Regions from separate parts of the Homo sapiens genome. Here regions 1, 2, 3 and 4 are each linked to region 5. Evidence: chromatin contacts called from ENCODE Hi-C or POLR2A ChIA-PET data. All regions are on one chromosome and are shown on one strand. Each heading gives the region's core, a stretch centred on a gene start or an enhancer-like site at or near the end of the contact. The rest is flanking DNA. Distances are from core to core; before and after follow the strand shown.

What was found. Hi-C counts contacts between places; a loop is a spot of excess contacts on that map. ChIA-PET counts read pairs that join two places held with the same protein, here RNA polymerase II (POLR2A). Pooled maps may share reads with other maps.
Region 1: a loop to region 5 is called in a pooled map, with 7 times the contacts of the local background. The contact joins the promoter of CSNK1D here to the promoter of P4HB in region 5. A Hi-C loop is called at or near these places in 6 of 50 pooled maps. POLR2A ChIA-PET finds 5 or more read pairs at or near these places in 2 of 52 experiments (HepG2 and WTC11).
Region 2: a loop to region 5 is called in a pooled map, with 13 times the contacts of the local background. The contact joins the promoter of SLC16A3 here to the promoter of P4HB in region 5. A Hi-C loop is called at or near these places in 1 of 37 single-sample maps with no recorded cell type and 5 of 50 pooled maps.
Region 3: a loop to region 5 is called in a map of CD8-positive, alpha-beta T cell, with 5 times the contacts of the local background. The contact joins the promoter of CD7 here to the promoter of P4HB in region 5. A Hi-C loop is called at or near these places in 1 of 168 maps with a recorded cell type or tissue (CD8-positive, alpha-beta T cell). POLR2A ChIA-PET finds 5 or more read pairs at or near these places in 1 of 52 experiments (activated CD4-positive, alpha-beta T cell).
Region 4: a loop to region 5 is called in a pooled map, with 10 times the contacts of the local background. The contact joins the promoter of CCDC57 here to the promoter of P4HB in region 5. A Hi-C loop is called at or near these places in 1 of 37 single-sample maps with no recorded cell type and 5 of 50 pooled maps. POLR2A ChIA-PET finds 5 or more read pairs at or near these places in 1 of 52 experiments (H1).

What each region holds. Positions count from the first base shown.
Region 1 is chr17:82,272,448-82,275,177 of GRCh38, forward strand. It overlaps CSNK1D (casein kinase 1 delta), which reads right to left and starts at 1,253. Exons shown (of 9, transcript NM_001893.6): 1 at 859-1,253. The coding sequence starts at 934. It overlaps LOC124904089 (a long non-coding RNA gene), which reads left to right and starts at 1,331. Exons shown (of 2, transcript XR_007065953.1): 1 at 1,331-2,626. RefSeq lists silencers at 653-702, 753-942, 1,183-1,392.
Region 2 is chr17:82,227,643-82,230,342 of GRCh38, forward strand. It overlaps SLC16A3 (solute carrier family 16 member 3), which reads left to right and starts at 1,400. Exons shown (of 5, transcript NM_004207.4): 1 at 1,400-1,464. RefSeq lists silencers at 456-685, 776-855, 906-1,045, 1,206-1,525, 1,646-1,805 and 1 more.
Region 3 is chr17:82,316,228-82,319,097 of GRCh38, forward strand. It overlaps CD7 (CD7 molecule), which reads right to left and starts at 1,381. Exons shown (of 4, transcript NM_006137.7): 1 at 1,187-1,381; 2 at 440-754; 3 at 1-182. The coding sequence starts at 1,268.
Region 4 is chr17:82,211,426-82,214,125 of GRCh38, forward strand. CCDC57 (coiled-coil domain containing 57) reads right to left here and starts at 1,417. Exons shown (of 19, transcript NM_001394669.1): 1 at 1,360-1,417. RefSeq lists a silencer at 958-1,877 and an enhancer at 1,828-2,700.
Region 5 is chr17:81,859,034-81,861,805 of GRCh38, forward strand. It overlaps P4HB (prolyl 4-hydroxylase subunit beta), which reads right to left and starts at 1,502. Exons shown (of 11, transcript NM_000918.4): 1 at 1,294-1,502; 2 at 148-354. The coding sequence starts at 1,438. LOC124904086 (a long non-coding RNA gene) reads left to right here and starts at 2,077. Exons shown (of 2, transcript XR_007065950.1): 1 at 2,077-2,106. RefSeq lists silencers at 1,093-1,192, 1,403-1,622.

The DNA.
Region 1 (2,730 bases), core at 3-2,502, 410 kb after region 5:
CCTTCTAATCCCATTGTTTTTGAAATCTACCTTGAGACTGTTACAGTCTAAAGGACACCTCATGAGTACAACTACCTCATCTGCCTCTCATCTTGCCAGCATCTTAATCCTGTGTGACTTTCTCTACATTCACCTAAACTTAACCCTTGCTCATTTGCACTCAGTCACCGCTCCAAGGCCAAGGGGAACCGTTCAGAGAGAACCCCCAGCGGGAGGGCAAGCCCCACTCCTAGCCGGGCCACTCCCCCGCTCCACACGGCATTTGGGTCTTTCTGACATTTTCCCCCACGAATGCAAGACACCGGGGCAGCCTCTGAGGGGGCAGCCAGACAGCCCCGGACCGGGCTGCGGAAGAAAGAGCGTGGCCTTTGTTTACTGCGGTGACCTTAGGCGTAGAGGAAGCCGACGCCCGCTTCGCGGCCCCAGCCCTACCCCCTCCCCTCCCACGGCCCGCTGCCCCCACCCCCGCCCTGCCCCTCCCCCAGGCCCGCCTCCCCACGCCCCACCCAGCCCTTCCCGAGTCCGCTCCCCACGACCCTGCCCCTACCCAGGTCGGCTCCCCAGAGACCATGCCCCACCCCGGGTCAGCTCCCCTATCCCCTCCTTCCCCAACCCTCCCCTCTCCAGACCCTGCTCCCCCGACCTGGTCCTGCCCCTCCCCCACGTCCGCTCCCCACTGCCCTCCCCACCCCTGGCCGCGCTAGCCTAGTGGCCGTTGGGTTCTGGCCACGATCCGGCGGTGCCGGGACTTGCGCGGAGACCCCGCGGGGGCCACCACTTCCTTCCGCGATCGCGCTTGGTCTTGGCAGCCGCAGGGCCCGGGTCTTCGGGCGGCGGGCGGGGGCGGCGGGGCCTCACCGAGATAGATGTCTCCGAAGGAGCCGCTGCCGATCTTCCGGCCCAGCCGGTACCTGTTCCCGACTCTCAGCTCCATGGCGGCGGCGGCCCGATTCGCTCCTGCCCTCCCGGCCGCTTCCTGGGTCTGAACTCTGGGAGGCGGCGCCGCTGCTGCCGCTACTGCGGGTCCGGCTCCCGGCTCCGCCCCCCTCACGGCCCCGCTTTCACCATCGCTTTCCTGTCGCCCCGCCGCTCCCAGCGCCTCAATACGGGGCGGATGGGACAGTCCGAGCGCCGCCGCCGCTGCTCCGGCCCCTACCGGTCCCGCTTGCCCTCTCCCCGCCGCGGATGGACTCGGATCTTCCGGGCCTAAATCCCCTTTCAGCTGCCTAAAGGAGCCGCCGCCATCGCGCTGTGACGTCACTTCCCCTAGCAACCCGGCGGGGCGGGGCCGCGGCGCTCCAGGGGCGGGGCCGGGCGGGGCGAGCGCTCCAGGCCTCCTCCCGACCCTGCGCCGTGCCCAGCCCCTCTGCCCTCCTGTTACCCCGGGACCTCGGGCCGCCAGCCCCTTCCACGTGCAGGCTCCTGCTGCTCTCGCGGGGGCTTTTCGTGTGTCCCCCGAGATGTCGAGGAAGCCAGGTGAGTTCCTCGCGACAGGCGGTGCCCTTTGCAGGAGGGGACAGGTAGCTGAGGCGTGGACAGAGTGACAGGCCAGGCTCAGGGGACACAGGTGAGACCCCCTCACTGGGCTGCCAGTTCCCGGGCTTGGGGCATCCCAGTACGTCAGCGTCTGCGGCCTTACCTCCTGACACCTAAGGCCAGAGACAGAGCAGGCCCGCGCCCTGGGAGGTCCTGATGTCCAGCCTGAAGATTGAGGACAAAGCCACCACCTTTCACAAAATGAGGCCAGACCACCTGCCTCCCTCCAGTCCCTGCGGCCTGGAGACGGAGTCAACATTCTTATCTGTGTTGGATCTGAATGTTCCTCCTTGCAAAGGAAACAAGGAGTGGACGTTCAGGCTGATGGCCAGCTTCAAAGATCGGGGCCTTTGATTCCCATCACTGGGAAGAAAGCCCTTCAGACAAGCCCCCCCAGGCTGCAGGTGCATGGGGACCTTGAAGAACCCGTCCCCATGGTCCCACGTCCATGTGTCTCGAGACCTGTCGCATCCTCGCTGAAACTCAAGAATGTGAAACAGGTGAAGGTGTGTTTTGACGCATTAGCATACCAGGGCTGTGGTGTGGGCACCGCCGTGTGAGTGAGACAGCAGCCTCAGCCCGTCCAGGTCACTGCAGAAGAGGAAAGCAGCCCCCACAGGCCCCACAGTGGTGCTCGCCTTTCTCCACCCCCCAGTCTTTCCTCTCCACCCCTCAGCTCCAAACAGCTGGAGGTCAGGTCGGGGAGACGGGCGTCCATTCCCGAAATTACATAGCAGGGCCTGGAGACAGGAGATGCCGCCGGCCAGACCACCATCAGTCACTAATGAGGGATGGGCAGTCGGAACTGCCCAGTTTCTGAGTTACAGAAGCCGGGGGTGGGGGGCTGCCAGACTAGTAAAACTGACCTTGTTGGCGGAATCGCTCACGGCTTTTCTGTTGATGAACAGAGTCCAGCTCTCCCACGGGTGGCTGTGATCCTTCTTCCTGGGGAGTCCTGCTGTCCCTGACTAGGGGCACCTGCCCACCTGTCAGCTGCTCCTCCCTCGGCTGGTCCTCCTGGGCTCTGATGGCCCCAACATTTCTAGCTCTTCTCACCCATAGTGCCCCAAGCTTCATGCAGCTGCGGCAGGTACTGTGCCCGTCTGCCTGGCTTTTGTGTGTTTGTGTCTTGACTCTATAACCCGTGCACACGGACTGGGCTGTGGTGTAGTGGGGATGGCAGGAGCCCTGGGA
Region 2 (2,700 bases), core at 150-2,649, 370 kb after region 5:
CCACCTGCCCTGGGCGGGAGCACCACCTGCCCTGGGCGGGAGCAGCACGGGCCAACTAAGTAGAGTCTTCATCTGTGAAGTTGGAGGCCCCCTCACCACTTGCCACAGGCCTGTGTTCTGCTCACAGGCACGTGCCCTCATCTTGATGTTTGGGGATGGGGGTGGTTGGGCCCCAGGTAGGGGTGAGGGCCAGACCCAGCCTCTGTGAATGCCAGCGGGAGGGTGGGCTTGTAACATTACATAGAAAGAACAGGCGGCCTTACTGGACCTGATGTCCCGCAAGGCTGGGCTGCAGATGGAGAGCCAAGGCCCACACGGCCTCACTGTCAGGGGTGGCCTCCCCTTGCCCTCTGGAGGGGTCCTCCATTGATACCCCCTGCCTCCTTTGTGTGTGAAGGCACGGGCTTACCAGTGCCTCGGTCCCCGAAGCCCCCGGGTCCGGGAGGGGCCAGTTAAAGCATTCCTGTGGCCCTGGCAGGGTGGCCCTGACAACTAGACTCCTTGGTCCAGGCCAACAAAGGCCTTACTCCCTGGAGCCACCTCAAACCTCAGCACCCAAAGCGGCCCGTTATTTCCATGTTGCAAATGAGAGAAAACAGGCTGGGAGAAGCACCTCACGAGGTCCAGCGGGTGGGCAGCCCTCGCCTCCCCGAAGGTGGGAGCCGCCCCGGCCTCCGCGTCGGGTTCTGGGCCGCGAGAGGGGCGGGGCAGGGGCGCAGGGCTGGAGTCGGTGGCTTTGTAGGGCCCCGCAGGGCGCGGAGCCACCTGGGGAAACGGAAGTTCAGGGAGGGCGAGGCCGTGCCCCACATCCAGGCAGCGCAGGCCGCGGGCCGCTCCCCTAGCCAGGAAGAGCCGCCGTCCGCACCGGGACCGGAGAGGAAGCGGAGGTCTGAAGGGGGACAGGTCGGACGTGGCCTCAGAGAGGGAGGATGTGGGCCCCGGAGCTGAGCCAGGCGGCCGGAACCCCACGGGACCCGCGCGCACCTCCCCACCAAAGGGGCCCCGGCGTTGGGGGGCGAGGGGTCGCTGCCCTGGAGGACGTTGGGACCTGCCGCGCTGCGCTCCGAGGCGGGGAAACGGAGGGACGGCGGGGCGGAGGGGCGAAGCGAGCCTGGACTCCGGGGGAGGCGAGGCCGGGAAGACCCAGTCCCGAGGAGCAGAGGGGGCGGGCCAGCTCCGGGCCGGGGGCGCCGACGGGGCCGGTTCCGGTTGGGGGGGTCCCTGGGCCCGGCGGGGTTGCGGGACGCGCCGTCGGGGAGCTGCGGCCCGGGAGCCCGTCCGGAGGCGGCGCGGGGTCCGGGCGGGGCGCGCAGGGGCGGCGCCAGGCGGTGACGTGCGCGGGGGACGTGCCGCGCCAGCGACCCGAGCACTTAAAGTCGCCCCCGGCGCGGAGCGGACCGGCAGAGGCGGGCAGAGGCGGCGAGAGGCGGCGAGAGGCGGGCTGAGGCGGCCCAGCGGCGGCAGGTAGGCGCGGCCGCGATGCTCGCGCGCGGGCCGGGGCCCAGGAGCTCCCCCGTGCCGGGCAAGGGGGCGACCTCGGGGTCCGCGCTCTCACCCCCACCCCGCCCACTTTGTCCATCAGGTCCGGGGGCGCCCGGGGCATGGACTAGCCTTCTCGACCCCGAGCGGGCCCCACCGAGGGCTCCCGAGAGCCAGCCGCGCCCCTCCGCGCCCTCGCATACCTGGCTGCCCAGTCTCGTCTCCCCCGGTCCGGCCCGGCGCCCACCCGTCGGGCTGCCCTCAGGGGCTGGGCTCGGGCCAGGAGATGGCTGCGCCGGCGGCCAAGCCCGGTCCGGGTATAAATAGCTCGGTCCGCGGTGGCGGGGGGCGCGGGCTATATTTGGTGGGGCTGCTGCAGCCCTCCCTGTATGGGTGGCCTCCCCGAGGGAGTGGGGAGCACTTGCGCTCGGGCCGTGGCGCTTTCCCCTGTTCGCAACACCCTGAACACTCCCCGACCCACACCCGCCCTTGGGCAATGACTAACAGCCCGAGACCGTGCAGGGAAGTGGGGGACCCTCTCCAGAGCCAGGCTGGGCTCCCTGGGTTCGCCCTACCTCCACCCCTGGCCCCCAGCTCGTGGGAAAACCAGGCGCAGCCTTTGGTAGCCTCCCACTTCCTAACCCACGCCTCAGTTTCCCTATACGAAAAGTGGGTTGGTCAGGAGCCTCCCTGGGTGTTGGGCCAGTCAAGAGACAGGAGCCGCAGAGTGGAAGGGAAGCCCTTAGCTCTGGCCGGGGCCTCCAGGGGTGGCTGGAGTCGGTGAGGGACGATGGGGGGAGCCGAGGGGCGGCTGTCCTCCTCTCTGTCCCAGAGGCATGGGCTGAAAGGGTCCCTCTCCTGGTGATGGCCAGAGTCAGGCCTGCTGGGCGGGAAATGGCAGTTGGCCCACCCCAAGGCCCAGGGGCTTGTCCATGCTGAGCACAAGGGTGGGAGGTCTTGTGTCTGTTGGGGCCGGGGAGTCCAAGGTCCCAGCTTCACTGCACAGGCCTGGAAGTCAGGTGGGTGCTGGCCTGACCCTGCTGAAGGAGGGTCTATTCCGCCAGCGTGGTGTGGAGGCGGCTGGGCTCGACTCCCTCATGGAGGGAAGGAACTGAGGAGGTGCTAGGAGGCCGTGGGGGGGTGTCTGCCCCCAGAGAGGCTTTGAGTGCATGGGGGCTCTGCCGTGGCACGTGCAGCGTCTGTCCCCCAGGGCCCCATGGT
Region 3 (2,870 bases), core at 131-2,630, 460 kb after region 5:
GCCCAGCCCGAGGAGGAAGGAGATCACCGCCAGGGCCGCAGGGAGGGCAGAGGCTGCTGGCGGGTCAGGGAGGGCAGAGGCTGTCTGCGGGTCAGGGAGGGCGGAGCCTGTCGGTGGGGCAGGGAGGGCAGAGGCCCTTGGTGGGGCGTCCGAGCATCTGTGCCATCCTTGGGACTGTTCCTCTGAGAAGGAAAAAAGAAGGAAGGGATTCTCCCGGTGGAGAACCTGTTAGAGCCCCCGGGGTTTGGGATTCGGGGCAGGGAAAGGCTGTGGAGGGGAGGAGGGGCAGCTATCTAGGAGGCTGCTGGGGGCAGTGGGCTGGGAGCTGGAACAGTTCAGGCACATGTAGGAGGGAGGGTCCCACGACAAGGGCTGGGGGAGCAGAGCCTGGCCAGCAGCTGGGGTTGGGAGGGGGGTCTGGGATGGGCACATTCCCTACCTGTCACCAGGACCAGGGTGCCGGAGCCGTAGACATTGACCTCCGTGATGGCCTGGCAGGTGTAGGTGCCAGTGTCCGACAGCTGCAGGCGGTGCATGGTGATAGTCAGGTTGTCCTGGGACCCTGAGAAGTCGATGCGGCCCCGGAACCGTCTGTCCGTAGTGGGCACCACCCCGTCCTCGTAGTAAATGATGTCTTGGGGCTGTGGCCCGAGCTGCCTCAGGTAGATCCCACGCAGGCCCCCGCTGGTGGAGCAGGTGATGTTGACGGAGGCTCCCACGGGGACAGTCGTGCAGTGGGGAGACTGCTGCACCTCTGGGGAGGACCTGGGCTGTCACCATCAGTCTGGCCAGAAGGACAGAGAATGTCCTCCCTGCAGGGGACAGTGGTGGGGATGGTGGGGCCCTGAGACAGCCCAGGGCTGACATGTCGCCAAAGACACGGTGCCTTACGGGGCATGGAGCAGATCTGGGCACCGGCTGTGGTGTTGGGGGAGGTGCTGTCCTCGTGTTCCGAGACTGTGGGCTTCTTCCTCCCAAAGCAGCGGCCCTGCCTGGACAGCCCCGGCCACTCCCCACCGGGGTCCACCCTTTTTCCTTCTCTTAAATGAGTCCTCAGACACTGGAGGCCGCTCAGCACCCCACCCGCTTCCTGGGGGCTGTGCTGTGGCTCAGACTGGGGGCTCTGAGCTCATGGGGCAGGGAGAGCTCTGGAGCTGTGGCCATGGAGAGCCTGGGAAGCTCTTACCTTGGGCAGCCAGGGCCCCAGGCAGGCCGCGAGCCAGCGCCAGAAGCAGGGGCAGCAGCAGGAGCCTCGGAGGCCCGGCCATGTTCCCCACACCCAGCTCTCCCAGCCGGGCGAGTGCAGCTGAGCCTCTCTGGGTCTACAGGACCCCACAGAGAGCAGCACACAGGAGACCGCAGGCGCTCAGAGCTCAGAGAGGGCTTCCTGGAGGCGGTGCCTCAGACCAGGGTGGTGCTGTGGGCCCGGTGGGAGGGGCGGTCTCACCTACCCCTCCCCAGCACTGCCTCCCTGAGAGCTGCCCTGAGAGCAGGGCGTCCCTGTATCCCCCACTGCCCCTGCATCTCCACAGGGAGGAGGTCAAGGCCTGGGGCGGGGCAGACCAGAGGACAGAGAAGGGACTCCCTGGCTGGGGACGGGTGGCAGGGTCTGGAAGTGAGCGGCAGAGCTGGCCCCCAGCCTGCCTGGTCCTCTGGGGTACTTTCTGCTGGGACCCAATTTATGCCCAGAAATCTGGAGCCACCCATGACCCATGAGTCACCCACACAGTGCAGAGGAGCACAGGGCAGGCCAGAATTGGCACCCCCTGGTTTGGCCGTGGGGAAGGAGCCTGGGCCTGCACCCGCACCCAACGCTGCAGCCGACCAGCTGACCGTGGCTCTGCGTTCCATGTCCTGGAGGCGGGAGGTCTGAGGTATGGTCCAGGCCTGAGGTTTCCCGACCTCCCTGGGAGGAGTGCGTCAGGCCGCAGTGCCCAGCTTCAGGGGCTGAGGGAGACCTGTGCCTGGGCTCTGACCCCAGGGTGACTGAGTCCTCTGGGAGGGGGCACTTCTCTGTCCTGAGGGCCTCCCGCCACAATGACGAAGCGTTGACGTTGGTGCCCAAAGCCAGTAGGTGCAGCACATGAGCAGGAGTGTGTGGACACGTGTGTGTGCAGAGACGGGTGCGTATGGACATGTGTGTGCAGAGACGGGTGCGTGTGGACACGTGTGTGTGCAGAGACGGGTGCGTGTGGACACGTGTGTGTGCAGAGACGGATGCGTGTGGACACGTGCGTGTGCAGAGGCGGGTGCGTGTGGACGTGTGTGTGCAGAGACGTGTGCGTGTGGACGTGCGTGTACAGAGACGGCTGTGTGTGGACACTTGTGTGTGCAGAGACGGGTGCGTGTGACTCCATGCGTGTGTGCAGAGACGGGTGCGTGTGGACACGTGTGTGCAGAGACGGGTGTGTGTGGACACGCATGTGCAGAGATGGGTGCGTGTGGACACGTGCGTGTGCAGAGACGTGTGCGTGTGGATGTGCGTGTGCAGAGACGGGTGTGTGTGGACACGTGTGTGCAGAGACGGGTGCACTTGACTCCATGCGTGTGTGCAGAGACGGGTGCGTGTGGACACGCGTGTGTGCAGAGACGGGTGTGTGTGGACACGCATGTGCAGAGACGGGTGCGTGTGAACACGTGTGTGTGCAGATGGGTGCGCATGACTCCACGCGTGTGTGCAGAGACGGATGTGTGTGGACACGCGTGTGTGCAGAGACGGGTGTGTGTGGACACGCATGTGCAGAGACGGGTGTGTGTGGACACTTTGTGCAGAGACGGGTGCGCGTGACTCCATGCGTGTGTGCAGAGACGGGTGCGTGTGGACACGCGGGTGTGCAGAGACGGGTGCGTGTGGACACGTGCGTGTGTAG
Region 4 (2,700 bases), core at 167-2,666, 350 kb after region 5:
GCCAGCGTCTACATGTTGCTGAATGAACTGTGGTTCTCTAAGAGGTCAGCATTCTAGGGGCTCTGGGCAAAAGGCACACGGGAAATCTGTGCTCCTTTTGTATCCTTTTTCTAAGTTACAGATAATTTTTTTTTTTTTTGAGACCGAGTTTCGCTCTTGTCTCCCAGACTGGAGTGCAATGGCGCGATCTTGGCTCTCCGCAACCTGCGCCTCTCGGTGTGGTACCCTACTTTGTTTTAACCTGACTGACTCTCTCTTAGCTGAGAGGGCCGGACAGACACCATTTTGGTTTCTTCGCTTGCAGCCCCTTGTCCCCGTCCCTTAAGGACATAACTGGGGCAAGCTGACTCCAAGCACATCCAGGAATGCGCTTACTGATAAAATACTGATAAGAAACTGGAGCAAGCTGTACCAGCAGCTCCTGGGAACGCGCTCGGTTGATGGTACCCAAAGCCCCTGCGTTTATCACTTTGTGATAATTTAAGCCCCTGTACCTGGAACTGTTTATTTTCCTGTAACTGTTTCTGTAACCATTTATCTTTTAACTTTTTGCCTATTCTGCTTCTGTAAAAAAATCGCTTCAGCTAGCCTCCCCTCCTCTATTTAGACCAAGGTATCAAAAGAAATCTAGCCCCTTCTTCGGGGCCGAGGGAATTTGCAGCTCTAGCAGTCTGTCAGTCGCTGGCAATACAGGACTCCTGAGTAGTCTCAGAGTGTGGCGTTCTCTCTATAACTCCCTCAGTTACAACATCGGGTTCAAGCGATTCTCCTGCTTCAGCCTCCGGAGTAGCTGGGATTACAGGCGTGCACCACCACGCCCAATAATTTTTGTATTTTTAGTAGAGAGGGGGTTTCACCATGTTGGCCAGGCTGGTCTCGAACTCCGGGCCTCAAGCAATCTGCCCGCCTCTGCCTCCCAAAGTGCTGGATTACAGGCGCGAACCACCGCCTCCGGCCTTTTTTTTTCCTCTCTTTTTTTTTTTTTTTTTTTAAACTCACAGACACTGTAAGGCTGCCTGGGCGCGGAGCCGTCCTTGCCGGCGGCGGAACCCGGGGAATTCTCCCGGGGCTGCGGGGCCCTGGTCGGCAGCGCCCACCGCCCCAGGTCACCCACGGGAGACCGAGGGAACGCTCCCGCTCCACGCGGCCGCAACCCCCGCCCCGCCCCGCCGCAGCCTCCGCGAGGGGATCCCCGGTCCGGGCCTGGCCGAGCTCTGAGGGTCGACCTCGCGCTCCAGGTCCCCACCAAAGCGCTGCGTCCGACAGGACGGCAGCTGCTGGGGTTTTCTACAGGAAGAGTGGTCGGAGCGGCGCCCCCCACGCCTCCCACGCCTCCCACGCCGCCCGCCCGCACCTCACCCTAACGCCCGCCAGCAGCGCTGGCCAGGTCCCGCCGCGTTGCCACAGCGACCGGGTCAGTCGGCCGCGTCCGGCTGCGCTCGGTGCAGCGCTCGGGTCCCGCCGACAGGAAACGGGGTCCCTGGCGCTAGGTTCCGGCCCCTCCCGCCCCGCCGGGTTCCGCGCTGCGCCCGGGTCCGAGGGGCGCCCCGGCCGACCCGACCACCGCCGCAGATCGAAGGAGGGAGCCCGGCCTCCTCACCGGTCAGCGGGGCGACTCCGGACGGGGCTCCGGGCTATGGGGACGGCGGGTTCCGCCGCGCGAGGCGCCCCCACCTTCGCCGCCCCCGGCCCGGCCGAGGGTCCCCAGGCGCCCGCTTCCTGAGGCCGCCCGGCTCGCGGTCCCGAAGGGTTGACTTGAGCTTTTGCCCTGAGATGAAGGGAGCACGGGGCGGCCGAGGCTGCCCGTGGGGGTCTGTTCGGGCCGGGGGCGCCACGAAGTCCTGCCTAAGGGTCGGCTGCGGCCACCGGGGCACGAGTTCCCGGCGCTGCCCACGGGCTCGGAGACCGGCGGGGCCCAGGGGCCGTGCGCGCGGTCGCTCAGACCCTGATTAGGGAACTGGGGGAAGGAGGGGGGTCGGGACCCACCGAGGCCCGAAGTCGCCCCCACCATCCTGTGGGAACAACATCCTCAGGCACAGCCATTCCCAACCATTCACATCCTCAGAAAAAGGCACGTGTCCGTATCCATCTGCGGATGGATGAACAGAGCCCGGCCCCGGGACAGAGCAGCCTGGCTCACCCGAACCCTCAGCCCGCAATTCTGCGTGGGAGTGGAGGGGGTGTTTGGTGTCTGGGAATTCCCCTGGTGGGGCAATAAGCCAGGGGTCTGGTGTCATCCTCCACCCACATTGTTAACACTGGATCACTCCTCTCCGTGCCGTGCCTGCAGCCCAGGCACCCTGCAGCCTGTCCTCCCCGAACCATGCGTCCTGGTAGAGCTGTCTCCCTCGCCCACAGTCCTCAGTCCCGCCTCACACACCAAACCCTCTTCTGCCTCAGGTCCTTTGCGCCAGTTGCCTCTGCCTAGACTTGGTTCCCTGGATGCCCCCTCCCCACCCCATGTGTATGTCCGGCTCCCTGGACCCACCCCCCACACTGTGTGTCTAGCCCCCTGGACCCACCCCCCACTCTGTGTCTAGTCCCCTGGACTCCCCTCCCCACCCCCTGTGTCTAGCTCCCTGGACCCCCAACCTGGCCCATGTGTCCAACTCCCAGGACCCCCCCACCCTGTGTCCAGCTCCCTGGTTTCCCCCACCACCCCATGTGTTTGGCTCCCTGTCCTGCTGCCTTCTCAGTGCT
Region 5 (2,772 bases), core at 252-2,751:
TGGACAGAGAACCCGGCCTGAGGAACGGGATCCCTCCAAGCCTCTGGAACCCGGCCTCCCCACCGCTCAGACAGCTGCCCCTGCCCTTCCAAGTCGGCAGGCCAGTCCCTCTCTAAAGACAGTTCAAGGGCAGTGCCACAGCCACACCTGTATATTCCTTGGGGGAAGCCGTGTCTCCATTCCTGAAGAACTTGATGGTGGGATAGCCGCGCACGCCGTACTGCTGGGCCAGGTCAGACTCCTCCGTGGCGTCCACCTTGGCCAACCTGATCTCGGAACCTTCTGCCTTCAGCTTCCCAGCGGCTTTGGCATACTCAGGGGCCAGAGCCTTGCAGTGGCCACACCAAGGGGCATCTGGAAGCGGAAATGAGATGCTAGAAAGCAGCCTTGATCCCTAAAGCAGCCTTGATCCCTCAGCAGTGCTTCCCTTTTTCCTCTGGCATTTCCCTTCATAAAAACCTTATCTACTCACCAAGATAACCCCTCCTAACGCACAAGGCTGAGCTGATAGCCTGGTGTTCTTGGGCAATATCAGGACAGAGGCCGTGAACGACAAACTACCACCAACCAACACCAGCCCCCACTCTGCTATGTCACCATCAGCACAGCCAGACAAACCTTTCAATGGTTGCTGACTTCTTATTCCCCACAGGCAACTAAGGCAAGGATCTCCCCTAGACTTTCCCTTTAAGACTACAGACAAAAGTGAAGAAGTGACCGTGGCGGCCTGTACCAGCACTAGCTGTGAGTATGAGATGCACATCCGTGCACACAGACCCTGAGTTGCTTAGGGTGAGAATAAGACGATCTGTCAATAGAGTTAGCAGCTGTGTCAGGCACAAGGTTCCCACCCCAGGGACAGAGCTCAAATCCTTATGGACGTGAGGAAGGCTTGGGATTCTCCTCTGAGACACCATCGGAAGGACTGCTGTGGCAAGCTGAAGGTGGGGTGGGCAGGAGCGGGGCGCCTTCCGGGTCGGCCCCCGGGGAGGACTCGGCAAGGCTGGACACTGGCTTGCTCTGTTTGCTCACACAGGTCGATCCTGTTCTTCTCGCACTAACAGGAAGATCCTGCCGTGCGCAGGGCGGGCATCGGGACGGCCCCCCGGCTCCCAGCCCGGCTCTCACCCCCAGGGAGCCCCTGACATGGCCCCCAAGGCGGGCAGCAAGGGAGCCCTTCAGTTCCGGGCGCGCCGGGGGTCCCGACCCCGGGGGCTGCCGGGCCGTGCCTGCGTCCCAAGAGCCTGGCTCAGCGGCCCCGAGCCCCGCCCGCCCGCCAGGCCCGGCGCTCACAGAACTCCACCAGCAGGTACTTGTGGGCCGCCAGCGCCTCCGCGAAGTTGCTTTTCCGCAGCACCAGGACGTGGTCCTCCTCCTCGGGGGCGTCGGCGCGCACCAGGGCGGCCACGGCCAGGCACAGCAGAGCGCGGCGCAGCATGTCGGACACGGATCAGGCGGGGCGCTTCGGTTGGCGCCGCCGGGACAGCGGGGGCGACGAGAGCGCGCGCCGGTCCCGGCCTCGCCTTTATAAATCCTGGGTCCGGGGCGCGCCTGCCCCCCCGCCCGCGCGCGCTGGCCGCGGCGCGCACGCGCCGCTGGGGCCCGCCTTCGATTGGCCGGCGGACTTCGAGGCTCGTCTTTGCCGCTCTCGGATTGGACACTCACACCAGGCCTGGCCCCGGATTCGGAAACGCTCCTGAGTGCTCCCTGGCCTTCGTTCGGGATTGGCCGAGGACCTCGCGCTCGCTGTCTTTCTTAGCCTCTCATTGGCTCCCGACAAGAACTTTTTCTGCCTTGGCTTCTAATTGGTGGCTTTCGCCTGCACCTTCCACGGGTCTGGAATGGCTGCCCCTTTCGGTAGCACGGACTCTGCGCCTCCTGATTGGCCAAGGGATGCGCGCACTCTGCGCGTTCCTTCGTCGAACGTGGCAGTGGGGAGGAGTTCCCAGTTTAGGGGCGGAGCTGCGGCTGCGCTTCCGAAACCCCTCGTGTTGCATTCTGACTGGACCGCGTACCCAACTGGCACGCCCCCCGGCCCCCGGACCGGAAGTTGGGGTGACGCAATTTCCGGCGCGCGTGTCAAGCGTGCGGCGGCGGCCGTGGAAGGTGGGGTTGGCCGCCTAGGGTCGGCGGTGGGCTCGGTGTGGGATAGCCGGCCCGGTCCGACGCGCTCCGCGAGGTCACGCGAGACACTCACCGAGGCATGGCGGCAGGGCCTGGGCATGGGAATCGTGCGCACAGTGCGAGGAAGCCTCGGAGGGGATACGAGCACAGGGCGGGTGGTTAGGAGAATGGGGCTGGAGAGACGGGCGGGAGGGGCGGGACCTGGGCCCCGGGGACCTGCCGGCTCCCAGGCCCCAGGAAGACGCTGCTCATGCGTGGAGCGGCCGCAGGAAAGGTACTCCCCGCTAAGGCCTTCAGGGAGCGGCCCTTTGCCCTGTGCGATCTCTTCCTTCCTTTCCCACGGGTTGCCAAATCCTGTGACGCTGCCCCTTCTCTGGTGCTTCTCAGATGCTCTGGTCGGCTCAGGAGACCTCGCAGCTGTTACACAGCTGTGGAAATACCCTGGGCGCTGCTTCACTCCGAAGGCAGCAGCTGGGTTTGCCTCCCGACTCGACCCGCCACCGAGGCTCCTGAGCACTTGAAATATGGCCAGTCCACCTGAGACGGGCTGTGAGTGCGCAATGCACATCAAACTTCTAAGACTGAGTGTGCGGGGCCGAGTGCGGTGGCTCACGCCTGTAATCCCAGCACTTTGGAAGGCCGAGGCGG